2 separate regions of the Mus musculus genome follow, and region 1 is linked to region 2. The links are chromatin loops, found by intact Hi-C in ENCODE. Cell type or tissue: left cerebral cortex. All regions are shown on one strand. Each heading gives the region's core, and the rest is flanking DNA. Links, peaks and the distances in the headings are about the cores only.

Evidence for each region. Hi-C counts contacts between places; a loop is a spot of excess contacts. Peaks named below come from ENCODE experiments on the same cell type or tissue, not always from the same donor. Only the 100,000 strongest peaks of a DNase experiment are listed, where the experiment ranks them.
Region 1: a loop joins it to region 2, with 10 times the contacts of the local background. A loop is called at or near these places in 34 of 42 quality-filtered maps.

Annotation. Positions count from the first base shown.
Region 1 is chr12:16,629,590-16,640,742 of GRCm38, forward strand. It overlaps a transcript of Lpin1 not described here. Among named protein-coding and RNA genes, the nearest start is that of Ntsr2, 18 kb to the right of the region's middle. In left cerebral cortex, for the core only: a CTCF peak has its summit at 5,029 (motif pointing left); DNase peaks (open chromatin) are centred at 5,014 and 6,392.
Region 2 is chr12:16,562,471-16,573,623 of GRCm38, forward strand. Lpin1 (lipin 1) reads right to left here. Exons shown (of 21, transcript NM_015763.4): 6 at 8,694-8,792; 7 at 5,920-6,049; 8 at 2,921-3,227; 9 at 2,056-2,149; 10 at 1,152-1,342. Among named protein-coding and RNA genes, the nearest start is that of Lpin1, 22 kb to the right of the region's middle. In left cerebral cortex, for the core only: CTCF peaks have their summits at 6,226 (motif pointing right) and 8,432 (motif pointing left); DNase peaks (open chromatin) are centred at 6,232, 6,670, 6,964 and 7,431; H3K27ac peaks cover 194 bases.

The sequences.
Region 1 (11,153 bases), core at 1,468-9,467, 67 kb after region 2:
TGTGTGTGAGAGAGAGGGTGTTGTGTTTGTTTGATTTTGTTTTGTTTGTGCATGTGTGTGTGTGTGTGTGTGTGTGTGTGTGTGTGTGTGTGTGTGTGTGTGTGCCTGGCTGTCCTTGCTTCATACATTTTCACAGTTCCATCCATCTTTCTTTCTGTAAATTCCATAATTTCTTTTTTTTATGGGTGACAAAAATTTCATTGTGAGCCAGATATATTTTGCACTCTTTCATTTTAATCTCAGCACTCGGGAGGCAGAGGCAGGCAGGTCTTTGTGAGTTCAAGGTCAGCCTCGTCTACAGCATGAGTTCCAGGACAGCCAAAGCTATGTAGTGACACCCTGTCTCAAAAACAAACATAAACAAACATAAACAAACATAAACAAACAAACAAACAAACATTGTGTATATGTATAAATACCATTATCTATTTGTTGGTGATGGGCGTCTGGGTTGATTCCGGATCCTTGCTACTGTAATAACACAACATTTTGCATGCAAATCCAGCGTCTGTGGACTTGGCCTCACAGTGGGAAGTGTCTGGGAGAGGGGCTGATATCACATCTGGCATCTACCTTGGGTACCTTCACTGTCATAGTAAGCCTTCTGCTTACAAAACGCAAAGCCTTGACCTTGCTCACAGCACAATGGGTTCCAGCTGAGCAGGTTTGCACATGCAGAGAGCAGAGCTCCTCTTTGGAAGAACTGCCAGCTGCTAAAGAACATGGCACTTGGAGTGGGAGGAAAGAAGTCAGTCAATGGTCACAGTGCGGCTGTATGGCACTGGGCCACTGACAACTGTGACATCTGACTCTACATCATCAACTCAAAAGCAAAAGCTTATCAATAGAAACAGCAGCCCCAAGTGTGGAGAAATCACTGTTTCTGACAACATGAGCACCTAGATACTGTCCTGGAGGTGCCTGGACTGTTCTTACATTTCTTAGAAGAGGTAGGTGCACGGCAGCCAGTTCTTGCAACCATGAACAGGAGAGAAGTTTTAAATAAATAACTCAGACAAAGCCCTTTGGCCTCTAGAACATCCAGTTCCTCCTCTGAAAGCCTCTGGCCTCCCGAGACTGCCCTGGTGACATTACCAAGCATGAACGAAGCTATCCACAGTCAACTGGGTCCCTGCCAAGGCAGCCAGCCGTCATGACTGCCCCAACCCCCAGCCCCCAACACCGTCACACCAGCCCTGGTTAGGTCTTGCTGCATATAAGGATGAGCTACCTGAAAAGACAGACTCTCACATCTCTGAAAAGCCAGGAGCTGGGCAGGATTTTAGCTTCAAGAGGGTTCTGTAGCTTGGGAGAAAATAAGGGCACAGTCAGTCCTGCACAGAGCAAAACTCCAAGGCCACAGCCTTGCCTGCCTGGCCTGGGAAGCCACCCAAAGCCCAGGTGCATGACAAATCAGGCCTGTCTTCCTTCCCTCAATAGTTGTCCTCAGAAGACCTATTCTTGAACTCATTTTCCTTTGAGTAGGATGAGGTAGAGCTTGTTCCCCAGCCCTGTAAGATGGGAGGAAAGAGCCAGGGTGAGGTGGGAAGGACAAACTCCAGGTGCTCACGCACTAGTAAGGACTTGCAGAACCACCTAAGGACATCACTCTGAGATTTTGTATTTTTGTTTTGTTTTGGTTAGGGTGGGTTGTTTGTTTGTTTGTTTTTCTCTCACATTTCATGACCTGCAGAATCAAAATGACCTTTCCCAAGGCCAGCTGTTTCTCCATCCCGGCTCCCATTCCCAATAGGATAGGAGTTGTTCCAAAGACAGAGCTGCTCAATACATGTTCCCAGCATCCACCTCTGTGCAAGGTTATTCTGAACTCGAAGCCAGTTCTTTGTAAGTACCTTGAGCCACCATGTTCTCTTTACAACCAACAACAACAAAAAAATCTGAACACTGTGACTCTGGGTAATAATTGAAATGTGCTCTGCTTTTAAAAAAAAAAAAAAGGTGCCATCATCTCTCTGTGCCCAAAGGCAAACCACAGAATGTGTGCCTCCAACTCCTCAGCAGTACGATAGAGATAATATCTACTCCCAGGGGGATATCAGCATTTGGGGAAATAAGACTTGTGGTTCGGAAACCACAAGTGTGTGTGTGGTGGGGTCAGAGAGTAGATCAGAGAGGCAAGGTAAGGAAGATCCAAGGATAAAATGGGCAAAAGGCAGCCTCAAAGGAGCACCTACCCATACCAGTGCCAAAATGCTCCTGGGACTTTGAGGTGGTGATTATGTGAGCGGAACAATGAGAGAGAAATAACAAAGTCATGTTTTATCTAGAGAGCTGGCTAGTCCATTCTGCCTTCCACCTCCTCTCCAGACAGCAGGCATTGTAGGAGAGGTAGAAAGACAGTCATCCCAGAGTTCAGTCGTAGCCTCTCCAGTCAGCTGGTCAGCTTCTCCCTGAAGTTCAGGATAGCTATGTCTCCCTCATTTCCTACACTTCTCCCTCATCATCTGGAGATCTGGACTCTGGCACAGTTTAAAATGTTGAATGTGGGTCAAGTGAGTTGGCCAATCAGGTACAGGCTCCCAACGGTCTAACATCAATCCCTACAACCCACGTGGTGGAAGAAGAAACCAACTCTCCCAAGTTGTCCTCTGACCACCCCCCCCCCACATACACACACACAGGCCAAGGCACACACAAGCACATGCACACATACATGCCAAGGTATACACACACAAACACACACATGCCAAGGCACACACAAGCACATGCACACATACATGCCAAGATATACACACACAAACACACACATGCCAAGGCACACACAAGCACATGCACACATACATGCCAAGGTATACACACACAAACACACACATGCCAAGGCACACACAAGCACATGCACACATACATGCCAAGGTATACACACACAAACACACACATGCCAAGGCACACACAAGCACATGCACACACACATGCCAAGGTATACACACACAAACACACACATGCCAAGACACACACAAGCACATGCACACACACATGCCAAAGTATACACACACAAACACACACATGCCAAGGCACACACTAGCACATGCACACATACATGCCAAGGTATACACACACAAACACACACATGCTAAGGCACACACAAGCACATGCACACACACATGCCAAGGTATACACACACAAACACACACATGCCAAGGCACACACTAGCACATGCACACATACATGCCAAGGTATACACACACAAACACACACATGCTAAGGCACACACAAGCACATGCACACACACATGCCAAGATATATACACACAAACACACACATGCCAAGGCACACACAAGCACATGCACACACACATGCCAAGGTATACACACACAAACACACACATGCCAAGGCACACACAAGCATTGTATGTACCACCCACACCCAAAATAAATATAAGAAAATTTTAGATGTTCAACCTAGTTAGTGTTCCCTGATGTCAGCCTTGTGCTCTTTCACGGTCACCTGGGCTGAACAGTCAGCTCAGAAGAAGCCATTAGCAGTTCATGCCTGCTAAGCTATCAGTGGCCTGTATGTGTGGGACATCCCTTTCTGCAATACACGGTATAAATGTCCCCATGTAATATAAAATACAAACGGTCTCCTGTCCATCCTTCCTGGGTCCTAGCAAATCACCTATCTGGAGCACTTATCCCCAAACTCAGTGTCAGTTCCTCTGGTCCCCTTCAAGTCTTTGCTCCAATGGCGTCTTCCCAGTGAGCCCCGTGTTGCTGCCGTCCTCCCTCCCGACTCAGAGTCCGGGCCCTACACTCTGCTCTGTTTTCCCTCTCATATAGCACAGCACACAATGTTTTGCTTTCACTGTTTGTTTATAAGACTGTCCAGGATGGGAGGTCCAGGAAGGCTAGACTTTAGTCTGGGTTTAGGCTGTGTGGGCCAGAATTGCTCACAAATCTCCAGCAGAGGAGCAGGCACCTAACTGCTCTCAGTAAACATAACTGGGTGACCGAAGTGGGCAAAGCACAGCCTGGTGATTGCCTTGGACCATGGGGCTAAGATCCTGATTTGGGTTTTGGGGTATATCTTAGTGGTAGGATGCTTGCCAGGCATGTGTGAGGCCATAGGCTTACACTCCAGCGCCACAATAATGATAATCATGGTAATTAATAAAATAACAATGTCCTATAATAGCTCATATAGACTGTCACTGAAATCTACTGAGAAAATAATTGACTGTTTTCTCCTTATAGTGGGTACATATGAAAAGAGTGTATATATATTTTAAAAACAAAATTTCAAAAGCTATACATGCATATTATATATTCAGTCCTATCCTCAGTGGCTGATGAGGTACTCCAAGAACCATGGCCCTGTCTCCTTCGCATTGCATGCACACTGTGCCCTGTCCCCGTGCCCCCCCCCACACACACACCACACACACACCACACACACACCACACACACACCACACACACACACTGTCGAATGAAGCCAGACCAGAGTCCCAGAGCCGCTGTGCCATATGTTACAGAATATCTGAGGAAACAGAGATGCCCGCGGGGAGAGGGCTCGCAGAGGCTGAGCTCAGCTCTCAAGAGCCAAGGGAAGGGGGAGTTCCCAGAGATGGCATTGACACCGAGTTGGAGGGCTCTGCAAACCCTGTACTGGTCACGGGGTAGATCACGTGATAGTTGAGGACCATCTGAACACATTGCTTAACCTCCCCTCGACTTCCTTATCTGCTCAGAGAAACCGTTCTCCACAACCTACAAAAATCAATTCTTATTTCAAGAGCTCCAAAATGCTGTGCCAAACTGACTCGTTGACTCAGTGGGAAAAGGACAAGCCCACATTTTGGACACTCTTACCGGACTCTTTCCACTTAAACAGGGTCTTGTGTAGACTAGGCTGATCTCAAACTAGATATGTAGCCCAGGGTAACTTTGAACTCCTGATCCTCCAGCCTTCACCTCCCAAATGCTGAGTTTACTGACTTCTAATGCCTTTGGGACCCCTCTGTGAGGCTTTTATCTAGTTCTCCGACTCTCCAGCGCCACCTACTGTGCACAAAGCATCCATCCCCACCACCTGGAAGATCCACTCTGACCCAGTCCAGACAAAGTCTCTATGATTATGTGTATGGGGAAAGCTGATTCCTGTCCTCAGACAACATATCTTCCTGACTTCAGCTACTCTCAGACTGCATCGAATTCTCAGTATCTCAGGGGGATCTCAGAATCCCGTTTGTCTCTGTGGCTTGGAATTTAACAAAAGGTACCTGAGGCTGCAGTGTCTCACTTTCTGATGACGATTTTCAAAGGAAGACATCTATAGAAAGGAGCCTGAACAAAGCCTGTCCTGCAGTACTCTGTGATCCAATTCCAGCAACCCTAGTCTCATGTCCCTTGGAGGAAAGTTTGGAAGGAGGCATGAGCTCTGGGAGTTGGGGAGGAAGCATTCGTAAGACACTTACAGGAAGCTCCAATCACTGCTGAACACTTCACAAAGTTTATGGTACAAAGACTAATCCTGTTTTTTTCACCAGAATCAGCTAAAGGTTTCGATAGCATTGTACACTCCCAATCCCTGCTTATCAGCTACCAATAGCAAGCAGATGAGCCGACGGGAACCAGGCAAAGCCTAGGAGATCATTAAGCCTGAAACTATTTGGTTTGTGATACACACAGGCATGCGTGTGTGCACGCACACACACACACCTTACAATAATGCGCTTGGCAACTTAGTTTCTTCTCCTGGGTTTACAGACTATGCACACGTACTCCTCTCCAAATAACACACCCAGCAACCACCTGGTTCTCTCCACCTACACTAGGAAACAATAGTATACTTCTCTGCCCCTAGTAACAATCAAATTTAGATAGTTGCTATCCAAGTATGTTCCCGTTCCCATATTGTCCAGGTATGAAGAACAGAAAGGCCAATCTGGTGTGAACTGGTTTAGGATGCATGTGCAGTAAAGCAAAACTATGTCCACCTTGTGCCATCGTATGCATATGTATAATTGGGTGTGCATATGATTAAAACTAAATGCATTATGGGAAGAGACATGCACAGTGGGAAAATGAATATGTGACCACTCAACACAAGGATCCATCCACAACTCTCCTGAGTAAATTGCCCCCCTTCCTCCAGACTCATGGCCCACTGTCAATCTTGGTAGTGGGTCCCTCTACAATCGGCACTATCATTTCTCAAATGAAATTATATTGTTCCTTTTACAAATCTGTGACCCCATATTTTCAGTTCTTTAGGTGAGAAGCCAAGAACCTGGCAACACCCGACTTAGACCCAGATGACCTACAGTAATGCAGGGACTTGTCAGAGCTGCCAGTGACTCTGCTATTTGGGAATCACTCATTGCTTTGCAAGTCCCACAGCAGCTGGACTTTCAAATAAGGCTGCTTGCGAGCAGAGTGACTCACCGACATCACACAGCAAGGATGCACCAGAGCCAAAGCAAAGCGGAGGGAAAAACACCAGCCTCTGGAGTGGCACTTTCACAGAAGGTCAAAGCTCTGACTGGCCCAGGTAAGCAGCAGGACACACCTCTTTGCTTTGAACACTTCAGTATTCTTCTAGGAAACCCAGGCGTCAGGGAGTGGATTGTATCCCAAATGCCTTCCAGTGAGTCGTTCTTAGCACTGGAAAACGAGGGACATTAACTCCTGTAAGAAGGCATCATTGGGAAGAGCTGTGCTGAAGCAAGTTTTCCTTTCCCACGGAGAACTTGGGGTGTCAGGTGGAGAAGAGCAGGCACAGGCACCCAAGGACACACGTGCTTTCTACACACGTGGTCAAAAAGGCTCCAGTAAGGCATTTGATAAAAATCTTCCATGAGGCCCAACAGGGCAGATGAGAGGGCTTGTGGGTGGTGGGGGCTCATGTACTGAGCTAGATAAACCACTCTATCCAGGAAAGGGAGGATGGTTCAGATGGAGGCTTCAAATGGTACACTGGTGGCTCTAGTCTTACCCTCTCTTAAACATTTTAGCAATGTTGAGCTAGGACAGAAAGCATGTTTGTAGCTTATGGCCAAGATGACATCATGAATTGGTTCTTCAAATCATCTTAACCCCCTGGTATGTAAATAGGTGGAAGAAAAATTACGTCATAGAGAAAAGACACAGGCTTACAAAGAGGGTGTTTGCAGAAGCCAGCCGAAATCAGATCAGAGATGTAAAGAGAGGGTTAGCAAGATGGCTTCGTGGGGAAAGGTGCTTGCTGCCAATTCTGACAACCCAAGCTCAATCCCTGACTTCCAAGTGTGTACCATGACACATGATGCCCCTTCCCCTACACACACACACACACACACACACACACACACACACACACACACACATACACACACACACATACACACACACACACATACACACACACACACATACACACACACACATACACACACACACACATACACACACACACATACACACACACACACATACACACACACACACATACACACACACACACATACACACACACACACACACACACACACATACACACACACACACATACACACACACATACACACACACACACACACAAATAGATACATAGTTTTTGAAAAGAATGTAAAGAGTTGGATGTGGTTGAGCAAGCCACAGGCCTGCAGACAGTGACTGGTACTTTTCTGTGACTCCAGTTTCAGAAGATTCGGTGTCCTCTTCAGGCACCTCCACCGGCGTTCGTATGGTACATAGACAAACATGCAGGTGGAACACCCGTACACATGAAATAAAATTTTAAAATATTTTATGTCAGTTTTCTACTTACTTATTATACATGTGCACATGCCACAGTGCACATGAAAAGAGCAGAGTATGACTTGCCGGAGCCTGCTCAGACTGAGCTGAGATTGTTAGACTGGTGGCAAGGGGCTTTATCTACTGAGCCATCCCACTAGCCCCCAATAGCCAACTTACCGCGCTCCCTCCCTTTTCCTCTGTGTGTGCCTCTGTCTGTGTGTGCCTCTGTCTGTCTCTGTCTCTCTGTCTGTCTCTGTCTGTCTCTGTCTGTCTCTGTCTGTCTCTGTCTCTCTCTCTCTCTCTATCTCTCTGTCTCTGTCTCTCTCTCTCTCTCTCTCTCTCTCTCTCTCTCTCTCTCTCTCTCTCTCTCACACACACACACACACACACACACACACACACACACACACCACTGGTTCTCGGAAGCACCAGCAAGTCAAAACACAGAGTGTAATTCTGACACTACAGAAAGTCAGACTTCATTTCTCACAAGAACTCGGTGTAATTAGAATAATCCTTTCCAGCCCTGGCCAGGCGTCATCACCAGAGCTGTAAGAAAACAGGGCTGCCTGTTCTATACACTCAGATTCTACATCATCTGGCTGCTCTGTGAGCAGTCCTGACTGTCCAGGGCTGACATGAGCAGAAGATGCCCAGCTCTGCCTATAAAGCATGATGACCAAGCAGGCCACACCCATAGTCAGCACTCAAGACTAATGTCCTATTTCAAGTCTTCCTTCCTGTGGGAATTTCCAGAAATGGGATCCCCGAAAAGTCACTCTCCTGCGGCTCTTCATGTGCACACCCCATCTGCTATCACCCCCTAAGAAGGCTCCTGCTAGGGTCAGCAGAAAATGACCATCACTTCAGAGACATTAGATCTCTAACTCAGGCTGGAGAATTAGCACACATGAAAGTCAGGTCCCATGCTTCACGTGCAGAGAGAAACAGGAAGGCAGCATCTCTAGTAGAGAGAGCAGAGTCTTTGGAAATAGGTGACCCTCCATGGAAACAGCATGGCTGCCAGATGAGACAGCTGAGAGAGAGACAGACAGACAGAGGGGTGCGTGCATGCGCACACACACACAAATGAAATACTAATAAAACTCTCTCAGGTCATCTGTGTGTGACTAATTGTCATTGTAGGGTCTCTCTCTCTCTCTCTGTGTCTGTGTGTGTGTGTGTGTGTGTGTGTGTATGTGTATGTGTCTGTGTGTCTGTGTGAGTGTGTGTGTGCATGTGTCTGTGTGTATGTGTGTGTGTCTGTGTGTGTGTTTGTGTGTGTGTCTGTGTGTGTGTCTGTGTGTGTGTGTCTGTCTGTCTATGTGTGTCTGTGTGAGTGTGTGTGTGCATGTGTCTGTGTGTATGTGTGTGTGTCTGTGTGTGTGTGTGTCTGTGTGTGTGTCTGTGTGTGTGTGTCTGTATGTGTGTGTCTCTCTGTGTGTCTGTGTGTGTGTGTCTGTCTGTCTGTGTGTGTCTGTGTGTGTGTTTTACATTTTTATTTACTATTACATGGTGCACATTAGGGGCTGAGGTCAGAGGACACTTTCAGGAGTCAGGTCTCCCCTTCCACCACGTGAGCCTAGAGAAATAAATGCAGATAATCAAGTTTGGCAGCAAGTGCCTTTATGCATGAAGCCCTCTTGCCTGGCCCCACTGTTGGATTCTTAGGCAGGGATAGAGCAAAATATGGAAAATGGCAGATATAGTACCCAACGTGAACGTTTACACAGTACACAATAATAAACCAGATACATCACTTTAAAGCGCTCTGGATCACCAAAAACCCAAGAATAACTCATGTCTGCAAAATGCTGTTTCCCAAATTGATGGCTTACATTCATGTTGACGCACGTTCTCTCTCTCCATGTACTGACGCCATGGCCATTTCTAACTGTGTAAAAGCTAGACACTCGAGCTCGGCTCGCTTCACCAGCCACTGCAAAGTGTCTATCAGATGGCTATTAATAAACTTGGTTTCTGCTGAGGTCAAATCCGGTAAAAGAACAGACGAGCCAAGTCTCCCCTCCCCCACCCTTTTCATTTTGAACCAGTTTAAACCACTTCATTCTTAGATGAAGAGAATTCATTTAAGAAGTTCAATAAAACTCTTATTGTTAGCTGAAGTTGTTTTAGGTATTGATTCATGTTTCATTTGTTAAAGATGGCCATTCCTTACTGAAGAATAAATGAGTTCCCTCAGCAAGACCCGGCCTGAGAATCTTGTGACACCGCCCTCTAGAGGCTAGTTCTGAGCCAGACCACCAGAGCCTTATTCAGAATCACCTAGATCATCAATGGCTCTAAGCTGAGGGTGAGACCCCTTTGGGAATCAAACAACCCTTTCACCTGGGTGGCCTGGACCATCAGAAAACACAGATAGTTATGTTACAGTGTACAACAGTACCAAAATTACAGGTATAAAATAGCAATGAAAATAACGTTACGGCTAGGGGCCACCACCGCGTGAAGAACTGTATTAAAGGGTTGCAGCATTAAGAAGGTTGAGAACCACTGCCCGAGATCACTCCTATAAAGGGCTGCCCTTGAGGAGAAGGTAGGGGAGGGGACAAATAAGAAACAGGCGAGGCCCGAGAAGTCTAACAAGGCAGCGAAGCAAAGCAGAGCCCCTGGTGTGGCTGTGAAGGGGGCTTTCATGGGAAGGCTGGCGTCTGCTACTCCATGCCAAAAAGAATGGCAGCCATGGCTGCAAAGTGAAAGACATGAGGATGCCTCCAGGATGTTAACTTCTCTGGGGGGGTGCAGTACTGAAACCTTGGCTCATCCCCACAACTATCCAACTCTGAGTCACCCTGGTCCCTTTTGTAAAAATCAAGATCAAAAAAAAAAAAAAGGTTGGAGAGCCATCCACTCCTGGCCTGGCCCTTGCTCCAGCAGACTCTCCTGCCTACGTCAGCATCATTCTTGGCACTAGCGAGCATTGGAGGTTGAAGCTCCAGCAACTGGAGGGACCCAGGGTCACCAGTGAGGTCAGCGTGAGCCTGAGACCTGCCTGGAGTTCACAAGCTTTGCGGGGCTTGTGGAACTTTCCACCGGTTCATGCTTTCCTCTCAGCTTCTTCTGATACAGTTTTTCATGAGAAGTTTTTTCTACAACCTTAAAAACAAAATCTTTTCTAAGACGAAATAGTAACCATCAGACTCCTCGCCAACATCACCTCATTCACCCTAGGACAAGGAATACAGACTCCTAGCACCATGCTTTCTGACTTGTTTTGCTTTGTTTTGGAGACGAGACCTCCATATGTAAACCGGGCTGGCTCAACTCATGATCCTTCTGCTCCAGCTTCCCAAGTGTCGGTATTATAGACACATCACCACACCCCAATTTGAAAGATTAAAAAACCCAAGACCACCGGAGCCCCCAAAACAGTTGTGTCAAGGACAGTAGCTTT
Region 2 (11,153 bases), core at 1,496-9,495:
GTAGGACAGGAGGGGGGAATCACAAAATGTGTTTCTTAAAGAAACAGGCCAATTTTCAGCAGACTCATCCCCATGTTGTTTCCCTGGGAGGTTACAAACAGCACTACAGACAGTCCTACAAATCCTACAAAATACAACAGGAAAGAGGGAGCCCGGCTTGATGTTTTAATTGGGGGGAGGGGGTATTAAGATATCAACAAACATGGGAGTGGAGCCGGCATGTAGAAGCGGAGAATGTTTACCAGGGATGCCAGCTTGAGTCACTTTCGCTGTGGTAACCTGAGACAAGTGACTGAACTCCCAGGCCTCAGAGACCGTGCCCTTAGCATGTGCATCATGGTCCTTTAAGTGAGGGAGGATGGCACTCGGCATCCTGCCCAAAGTGAGGCCTTGGGCAGTGTTGGCAGCTGCACGGCCAATGACTGTCACCTATGCCAAGTGCGGGAGCTCGAGCCCTGTAGGGCCTGCTGCTGACCACGCTCATTCTCGCTCATCCTTGGAGGTGCCAGCCTCCCCAAGCTCAGGGCAGGCCCTCCAGGTGGGAATGCTATGGGAGCAGAAGGCCCAGAGAGCCTCTGAGGGTCTGGCTGAAGACACTGACTTCCTTCACCTTCCCTGCCCAGTGGGGCCATGCCTTGGGCCTATCATGGGGTGCCCAGACCTTTCTTTCCAGTATGGCAGACGGTGTGCGTAAATCACTAAGGCCCTACTAGTAGTGCAGCCTCTGGAACCCAGGAGGGGAACATTTCCAGAATTCCCCAAACTGACTCAACCGCCCTCTCCCTCCTCTAGGACCTGAGATTTCACACACACTCCCAACATTACAGAGCTACTGATGTGACCCCTACGCTGTCCCCCAACAGGATTGCCTTGAACACTCTTCAGGGCTGGCCCTGGACACAGGGGACACCCACTTGTGCTCACGATCATCTCTGAGAATAAACAGCCCCAACAGCCTTCTTGCTGCCTAAAGGCCCTTGCACCCTGACAAAATTCTAACTGTAACCAGACTCGTGTGGGGCCAGAGACCGGTGAACCTTCCTCTTTCTCTCCAGCTCACCCAGGAGCTGGAGAACTGATCCTAGAGTTCTCAGCTCCCGGATCTTCTGACCAGTGGCCACAAGAGGGTGCTGTCCCATACAGCCTAGTACCTTTGGTGATCTCTCTGTGGTCACTGAGGCCACCGCAGAGGGAGATGGCGATGGATGGCAGGTCCCTCAGGCTGTCGGAGGTGCTCTCCACACCACTGTCGATGCCCGAGCCTCCCACAGACTGTGGTGACTGGTTGGCTGACCTGGCTCCGTTGTCACTGGCTTGTTTGGGGAGCCCACCAGGATCCCCACTGAAAGGAGAGAGAAGCTGTCCTGAGCATCCCGCCTTCCTCACTCTGACTATTATACCAAATGACCCTCCAGACAGCTGCACCAAAAAGGAGCAATTGCTACCTACCACCTCAGGGCAGCTTTGCCATCAACACATCGGAATAGACGTCAAAGTAAAGGCTGGCTCAGGAGGGCCTGTCACATTCTCCTGTGATACTCCAAACCTCAGTGAAAGTGTGTGTGTGAGAGGCCACTGTTACCCACCAGAGCACTGGCTCTCCTTATATCCAAAGGGACCCTCTCTCTGTCTCTCTCTGTCTCTCTCTGTCTCTCTCTGTCTCTCTCTCTCTCACTCACTCACTTAGATGGTGGGCCACTGCTCACTGCAACCCAGACTCAGGCTCCTTCATGGAATAGCCTTGAACTCACATTCCTGTAGAGAGGGTACAGGGCAGCCACATGTCCCTACACACACACACACACACACACACACACAGAGAGAGAGAGAGAGAGAGAGAGAGAGAGAGAGAGAGAGAGAGAGTGTCTTAAACTGGCCCTTCTCAGACTACAAAAAATGGTATCATCCATTATGACAGATAGTGATATGATAGCTCAACCCTGCAATGCAAGCCCTCAAGAAGTTGAGGCAGCAGGACCACCACGATTCAAGGATACCCTAGACTTGAATCCAGTCTAAAAATAAAGTAGTCTGAGCAATGAAAAGAACTTTTACTTCTTGGGGAAATACAGGGCTGCCACTTCAGGGTCCATGTCCGTGAGGTCGTCCAGATAAACACCATCAGCTCCAAGGTGTCGGCTCCGTTTATCTGAAAGAGTACATGGAATGGATCAGAAATGTGTTAGCCCAGAAACCAACTCAGGAGCTCCATCTCCAAGAACAGCGTCCGAGCCCAAAGTGCAGTACCATGGCTGCCTCCCCGTCCCCTCCCTTTCCCCGTGCCCCTCCCCGCATGAGCCACACACCGAGATGCCAACAAGTGCACTGCAGAACTCCCTTCTGCACGTCCCAGAGGGAGTGACATCACAGCACTCATCCACAGAGGGCCTGACGGGTTTTAGTCCCTCAACAGTAAAGCTGTCGCTATGATTACCTTAATTGATAGCTGCAGACAACAAAACCTTGCCTGAACACTTCCCTGCTGACACTCTAAGACACAGCATCCCTATGGCTGCATGATGGGTCCTGGGGCACTGTGTTCACAGACTTCCTCTCCACTTCATGCTGGGAACTGTGTGGCTGGCCCATACCAACCCACAGTGCTGCACAGTGCTACCTGGCTAACTGGGGTGAGGCTGTGTCATCACTACTTGGCACCGGTGTAAGCTGGTCAGACATCACTGTCCCTGTCACGGTTGGGAACCACGGATCTCTAACACTGCTAAGCATGTCTGGCCTCACACTAGGACAAGGGGCACTCAATCTCCTCACGAGTCGAGAAAGCACAGGTTGAAGATTAAACACAACAGATGCCGTGGGCCTGGGTCTTCTGTGATATATTTGAAACTTTGCATGAGGCTGGAGTGTCTCTGGTGTGCAGCCTGGAAGTACGTGGGGAGCCCCATGCTCGGCTTCATACCTTTCTTCCTGGAAGGGGAATCTGTCTTGCTCGACGACTGTGCGGTGTTGGGATATGGGGCCTTGAGCTCTTCGGCCACGGGTGAAGGTGGGGCTGCCGCCCCCAAGGACTCGAGATCCTCCTCGTTCACAAACTGCATTTCCGTCTGGGCCTTACTCTGGTGGATGAGCAGTCCCCGGGCCATTGTTGGCGACTGGTCACTAAAAGTATCTGAAGACTCGCTGTGAATGGCCTGAAAATTCATTTTATCAGGAGTCTTCCGGCTCCCTAAGGGGCTGGACTCTTTCATCTTGTGTGGAGAAGAGGACTAAGGAAGGAGAGACAAAAGAGGGAAGGGGGCTTTGAGGAATGCTGAAAGCCCAGGCAAAGAGAAAAGCTAGGAAGTTAAACAACAGGAGGTCAGTTAACAGTCCGTGGCACCCGCCTAGAGAACCCAAGAGCAGGATCTCCGAAGCTTGCAGAGAGAACATCGTGGCCCTGGTAGCTTCTCTTTCTCGTGGCAAATGCTGCCCCAAACACATGGGTCCCAGGTTTTCACCTGCATTGCCAAGGCTGAGCAGCCAGAGAGCACACAAGTGTCTTTGGGAGGGGTGGCATGGCACGGTGGGAGCTGTGGACACTTGGGTCCAAAACTGAATCGAAGACAAGGAGGAGGGACACTGTTGCTGGCTATGACAACTCTGATCCATCTACCTCGTGTGCACCTTCACGGGGCCATCCCTGCTGCAGAGCAGGAGCCCCCGCCCACACGGGAAGTGGGTCTCACGGTAGGACATCCTTCAGAAATGAGAATAAATGCATCCCATCTATGCAGGACAGTGTGGGGAAGGGATCCTGCAAGAGCAATCTCTGTTACCACAGAGCAGGAGGGTGGGCACTCAGCATGGACAGCAGCTAGAACGGGTAAGGCTCTCCCTGCTGCTGGCCACGCGCAGTCTCTCTGGGACCTGGGATCAGGATGCATCGATATGCACCCACTGTGCAAATACAGAGCTGCTTACTTAAAACCTGCATCTCTCTAGACACACCTATCAGATTTCACTAAACTTTCTCCCCAAAAATGGGACTGGAGAAGACATGGTGGTGATCAGTTTGCACCAGAGGGAATTTACCATGCAGACATCTGCAGTTACAAAAAAAGGAAGACAAACGAAAACTGATGCGCACAGGCAGGCCCTCCCTAGCTGATATCCCTGGGCCCCTCACAGACAGAACCAGGCCACGGTAGGTAGATCTGCAGTTAGAGCTGCTTGGCCAGAAGCAGCCAGGTCTGCACTGTCACACTAGCTCTCCAGCAACTGCTGAGGGGGATGTGTTAGGATGGCTGGCTGGACCAGTCCTGAGGCTCACAGACAGAGATTAGAACTCTCCACAGAAGCGCAATACAGCCTGGAAGGGGAAAGAAGCCACCCATAACCAGCCACAAGAGACCCACTCTCTGCATTCACTCATGCACTCATTACATGCACTGAACGGAACTTCAAGGGACCATAATATCCTCTAAGAACCTTGTGATATAGATTTAATGTATATGTAAACGTGTGTGTGTGTGTGTGTGTGTGTGTGTGTGTGTGTGTGTGTGTGTGTGTGTGTGTATACATACGTATTAGATATATCATAGACAGGGTCTTGCTATGTAGAACTTGCAAGACCAGGCCTATCTCTGACTCCCCCTCAAGTGTAGGGATTACAAGAATGCACCACCATATCCAGCCTTTATGATTTATTCTTAAAGGTGGAAATGAAATCATTTAAGATGTCTGTAATGCGCTGAAATATGAGGCACAGTGTCTTGAAACAAAATCCTGTCATCCTGTGTTCTTGGAAGTGTGCCTGATTTATTTATATATATATATAAATGTATATGTAAATATATATGTATGTATATGTGTGTGTATATATATATGTGTGTGTGTATGTATGTATATGTATATGTATATGTATATGTGTATGTATATGTATATGTATATGTATATGTATATGTATATATATATATATTACCAACTGTATATGTGAACTTTACAGGGTGAGAAGATGAGAAACCGAGGCACACCCAAGAAGGAAGAAAGGGAATACTGAGCTGGAGAGATGGTTCGTAAGTTGGGTTCCCAGTACCCACATCTGGTAGCCCAAGCTACCTAATCATAGCACACTACCTGGGACTCCAGCTCCAGGGAATCAATGCTCCTGGTCCCCTTGGGCGCTTGCATTTATATGCAAATGCACACCATGTACATCATTACAAAATATTTTTTAGAGAAGACTTGAGGAAGTGACTTCACACACCATCTCTTTCAGCTTATCTGTCTATTCATATATTTTACTGATAAGGATATGCAGGCTTCCCCATGTCCAAGATCACCTTGCTGTCAAGTGCAGTGGGGAACTCACACCCAAGGCAATGCGCCTCCCAGACCCTCCTGGCCTCTACCACACGGAGGTTTTCTCCATCTCCTCCGGGGTGTACAAAGGTTTAGGATCAAGACCTCACCAACTAGATGTTAGAACTATTCCCCACTGATGAGCTGCAAGCTTCGCACACTGCGGTCCACTGGCTTCTTCTCGTCCTTACACCGCACACACCCCCATCTCAGCCCCAGTGGCTTCTCTCTACAGGAGAGCCTAGCCTTCCTAGATAACAGCATTTCTTCCAAGGGGCTCAGATTGCACCGCTCCATTCCTACGACATGATACCTCTCTAACCACCATGGGCCTTGGGGAAGTAAGGCTGCAAAGAAGCTAGGGTCTGTACACAAGCTGCGTTATCTTCTTTACTGACTTTGCATTTTTATATTTAATATATATTTTATATTATATTTGCGATATACAGTGTAGGTTCTTTTGTTCAAAATACACAGCCACACCCTGCCCAGAGGCACACTTGCTGAGTCAGCACCCCGGGAGTCCATCCCTTTACAAAGCTGGGATGGTAATTCCACACAGATGGAGCTAACTTACACACCCTCGATGCACCGTAACACTGAGATTCAAAGGCTTACCTTTGCAGCCTGTGGCAATTCACCCCACAGCCAGAGCATTTCCAGGTTATTCTTTGGCGTCAACCTGTCTGCAGACTTACTGACCAGCTCAGAGTCACTTTTTGGTGTTGAGGGCCGGGAGCCTGAAGGACTTAAGGAAACACAAAACCATGATTTGAATGGGGGGAAAATCAGAAAACAACAACAACAGCAGCAAAACAACAAAGTAAAAAATAAAAAACCTTTGGTTTTGTCTCAGAGTCAAAGGTTCTAGTAACCCAGAAGATACGTCCCTGGGGCCGTTCCCTCTGACAAGCCTTCCTTTGGCCACTAGAGGTCACTGTTTACCACCTCTAACAAGGTAACAAGGTGGCCAGCCTTGTAGCCAAACTGAAGGACAGTAAAAGGAGCTATAACTTGAGAGGTGAGGGGGATAGAATCAGAAATGGAAATTCTCAATAAACTAAAGAAAGGAGGAGGAGAGAAGGAGGAGGACGGAGAAGAGGAGGAGGACAGGGGAGGACAGAGATGAAGAGGCGAAACAATCAGAGGGGCAAAGAGAGCAAAAGTGGGGAAGGGTTCTTGGGTACAAACTGCTGTCCTTTGTCACACACAGGCTTCTCACCCGTGCTCTCACTTTCCTAGCAAGCACCAGCTCTCCAGCAGGTGCAAAGGGGTCCTGACCAGCTGACACTGTATCCCAGGTTTAGACACTGGCTTTGAGAACAAGGAAAACACCCTGTGTGCCAACTTCACTACACTGGATCACCAGGCAGCTGTCTCCAGGAACCTATCAAACAAAGGCTTTCTGTGTCACCTCACTGTGCTGCTCCTAAGTGACAGTGACGCGCCTCCATTCCACGGCACACATTTTTACTTCTAACATTTGAACCAAGTCTCATGTCTGTTCGGCCAAATTAACGGGCCAAAAGTATCAATGCAGACCCACGATTCTCACAGACACCAAGCTACAAGGCCGGAAGAAATGTCATAGTTCTCTTTCTTTTTATTCTCCCACACCACTTCCCTCAAGAGGAACATAGCAGCCCTTTCACACAAAGCAGGAAATGGCTTCTCTACAGCCCCTATCCGTTCCCCTGGCTGTGCCAAATCTCACTTATCTGAGTCCCATTGCCAACTCAAGATGGCACTTCCTGTTGGTTAAAGAAGAGCCCCGTAGTGCACACAACTCCGTGGCCAAGTGAACTTGTATCTATTTGAGAGATTTTCTACATAGCTAGCCTGGCCTTGTATGGTGCTTCCATAAAGCCAGACCTCAGGCTCTTTGACCCTCGTTTTACAGTGAGGCACAAAGGGCTTCCCCCTTCCCTTGGCACCCGCTGACCACTGATCTTCCCAATGAAAGCACACTACCATAGGGCAACCCTCATGGTCTAGCCTGACTGGGGAGGAGGCTCCTGGTAAATCATATTGTGAGAGCTTCTACGATAGAACCCTACACCATACAGACAAGACACACACACAAAAAGAGCTTCTACAATAGAACCCTACACCATACACACCACACGGGAACTGGAGAGGTAGCTGGGAAGGTGGAACACTAAGGAGAGTTAACAGTTCTTACAGAGGACTGGAATTCCCGGTACCCATACAGGCTGCTCACAGCTGCCTCTAACTCCCACTCTAGGGAACCCAGTGTCCACTTGTAGACGTCACTTACACAAGCACACAGCCACCTACATGAATGCGCACATATGTGCTTTGAAGAGGGGGAGTCAGTACTTATAATTAAATGTAAAATCAATTTTTAAATTTTAAGTCAAATAAAATTGTAACAGTTATGATCCCCAGACAGAAATTAATCAGTGCTTACTTTGATTATAAAGTTTCAAAAGTAGATGAGGAAATGTCCACAAAATTAACAATACCGAGGGGATGTGGGGGAGGCCCTGATAAAAACACAAGCCCATGCCCCAAGACTGGTCCTAAGCCGTTCTTCTAAATTCTGCTCTAGAAATGCCGTGGAGATTGTGGGAACCCATTATACAGAAAGCCTAATAGGCTGTTTAAATATTTATAGTAAGTGGCTATTCTAAAGTGGTGCTCTAAAATTAGCTCAGAGACTTGTCTGTCAATTGCCCCACCACAGAAAACATGGTCTCTCAGTCTCCAGCTCCTTGTCCGGATTTTCAAGGCCACTCACAGAGTCAAGCAGCACCTAGGACAGACCATCTGAGGAATTCTAAGCAAGCCTAATCAGGGCTCATTGCTTAAGAATGCATGCTCACCAGGCGTGGTGGTGCACGCCTTTGATCCCAGCCCTCTCCGGAGGCAGAGGCAGGCGGATTTCTGAGTTCGAGGCCAGCCTGGTCTACAAAGTGAGTTCCAGGACAGCCAGGGCTATACAGAGAAACCCTGTCTCGGGAAAAACAAACAAACAAACAAAAAAACCTCATGCTCCTCTTCCAGAGGTTCTAGGTTAAATTCCCAGTGCACCCACAAGGTAGCTCTCCATCCTTCCCAACTTCAGTTCTGGGGGGACCCACCGCCCTCTTCTGGCCTCCTCAGGCACTGCATGCATGTGGTACACAGACATACATGATGCAGGCACACATTCAAGCATATCAAAGTAAATACATCTTTAAAATAAACATGTCTAATCGCCTACTTACAACTTAAAACGAAAGGAAGTATTTTTTCATAAGTAAGTTGGTTAGTGAGCACAACTGATTTTAAGTGTTAGATCAAAATTTGTTTTATATCCTGCGAGTTAATTTTCATTGCAAGTGATTGGAGTTAGAATTAGATCACAGCTTCTGTAAAAACAGGTCTACCTTTCCGAAGCATGGAAGTGGCAAGACTGCAGAGGACAAGAGCTAGAGAGAACTCCCTCGGCCAGGTGAGGGGGAGTCCTCTGGCAATCTACCAGGCTGCTGGAGGCACCGGACGGACACACAGCAAAAAGAAAGGGGGGGAAAATGTCACAGTCAGTTAAACGAAATGTTCTACCACTGCTTGTGGCTCTCAGCACAACGACTCTAAGAAATGGAAACGTTTGGCTGTCACCCAGCACCAGCAAAAGGCCAGCTACCTTGAAATCCGTAGGAAATCAACGTGACCTTTCTCTTGCGCTCGTCTCCTGCTACCCAGGCTGCCTCAAACCAGCTTTGTAGCTGAGGACGACCTTGAACTGCCCGGTTTTCCACCCTGACAGGGAATGAATCCAGGGCATCATGCGTGCTAAGCAAGCACCCACTAACCTGAGCTACCTCCCTACACCATCAGCATGAACTTCCTGGGATGCAAAGATAGGAAGCTGCCAAGACCCATTTCCCATTTGATCCTTGTGCCTTCAGCCAAGGCAAGACCACACATGTCTGGTTGAACCTCAGCATAGAATCAAACTCCATGATCTACAGACTCAGACATGGGCGCTCTCTCTCTCTCTCTCTCTCTCTCTCTCGTTTCCTATAAAACACATTATTCCAAGTGTGGACGACGTAAGAATCTATGTATCCTTATGTTCAATCCATGTGACAACAGTCACATAATCTGATGCCATCAGTATCCTGGACTCACAAGGAGAACAAGAGAGACAGTGAGTCCCTCCCTGGGCTGTCCTAAACATTCCTTTTACATTCTTCAGATTAATGAAGAATAGGTTTCATCAATCAATTAACAGCGTCTAAAGACGGTGCTCTGTTTTCTTCCTAAGTCAGTATGTCTTCTCTTCTTTGGGATCATCTCCCTGAACCAGGACAAGAACACATGAGGTTCCAGGCATCTTAGAGAGGTGTAGATAGTTGTCTGCTGGGTCCAAAGAATGGATCACTGACCTAAAAGGTTTATTATGAAAACAATATTTAAAATATCTCATTAATGTTTTTAAATGGATTACTCTGTGAAATGTGGGTCGAATAAAATCTTTTAAGTTAATTTGATTTTTTTGCAAAGGTTTTTTTGTACTTGTGTTTGTGTGCATGTGTGCATGCATGTTGCTTTTGTCAGGGCATTTTATTACAACAATAGGAAAAGAAATTAAAACAACATGTCTAATATAAAACTACATACATATACATATTTATATATATACATACATTCACACATGCATATATATATACTTACATATACTTATATGCTTATAAATATATACTTATATACATATATGTACTTATATACACATATATACATAAACATAAGCATTATATATATATATATATACACACATACACACACACACACACATATACACACACACACACACATATACATATATATGGCTAAGTATTTGGTACCTAATGGAAGGTCTGATCTCTAAGCAAGTAGACCCTATCCTCTGGTAGATGAGCATTTCCAGTCAGTCCCAGCTAGGATCAAGCATGATAGCTCAGCCCTAGCTTATGACTTGCGGCTGCCTTATTCTCAAGATGACCCTGAGCAAACTGGAACCAAGACAGGTGTCTGACAAGGATGGCAGCGCATGCCACAGTCCCAGGGTACACTCACTTCCATTCTAAACTACAAGTAAACATACAGCATCCGGTAGGCTAGCCCAAGGACACCATAGCCACCATGTTGCTTAGCTGGCTTGACTATATCCACATCCCCAAACAGCTTGGCAAGTTAACAACCTATCCTCCACCCACCATGACACTTAAAACTATGGTCCTTTAGAGGCCACAAACCATTATCATGCCCAGGATCTGTCTGCCACCCAAGAAGCAACCAGTTTTCTCCCTAGCAGGGGTGAGCCTGTCCCACAAGAAAACAGGGTCTTTGCCCTCCCTAGGTTCTTGGCAGAACTTCGGGAAGGTCACTTGTGCCCAGAGGAGCTGCAGTTCCGTTCTCAGGTTCACATGGAGCTCCGGGACAAGGGGAAAGGCATTCCAGGGAAGCAGGAGCGCCTGAATCCAGCAGTGTGGATTAAACGGAGGGCAGCATCCCTTTGCCAGTCCTCGGTGATGTCAGAGCCCCACAGCAGCAATGTCCCTGCATCTAAACGTCACTTCAAGGCTAAGGACCAAAGCCAGGTTGGCCATGCTGTCCTCTCCTGCTGCCAATGGGCACTAGGTAACTCAGCAGGTATTTTCCCTCCTGCTGGGCCTCTGACCCACAGAACCTCGCAAGATGCCTGCAGATGGAATCTCAATTCAGCGCAGGTCTGAGATTCATTTGCCTTCTACCTTCACTCCTAATTTACACCCCTCATCACACACATTCAAGATTTTCTGATCCTAATTATTTTCAGTTTTAATTTCTATTTCACTATTTCTTTTAGACATATTTTCTATAGC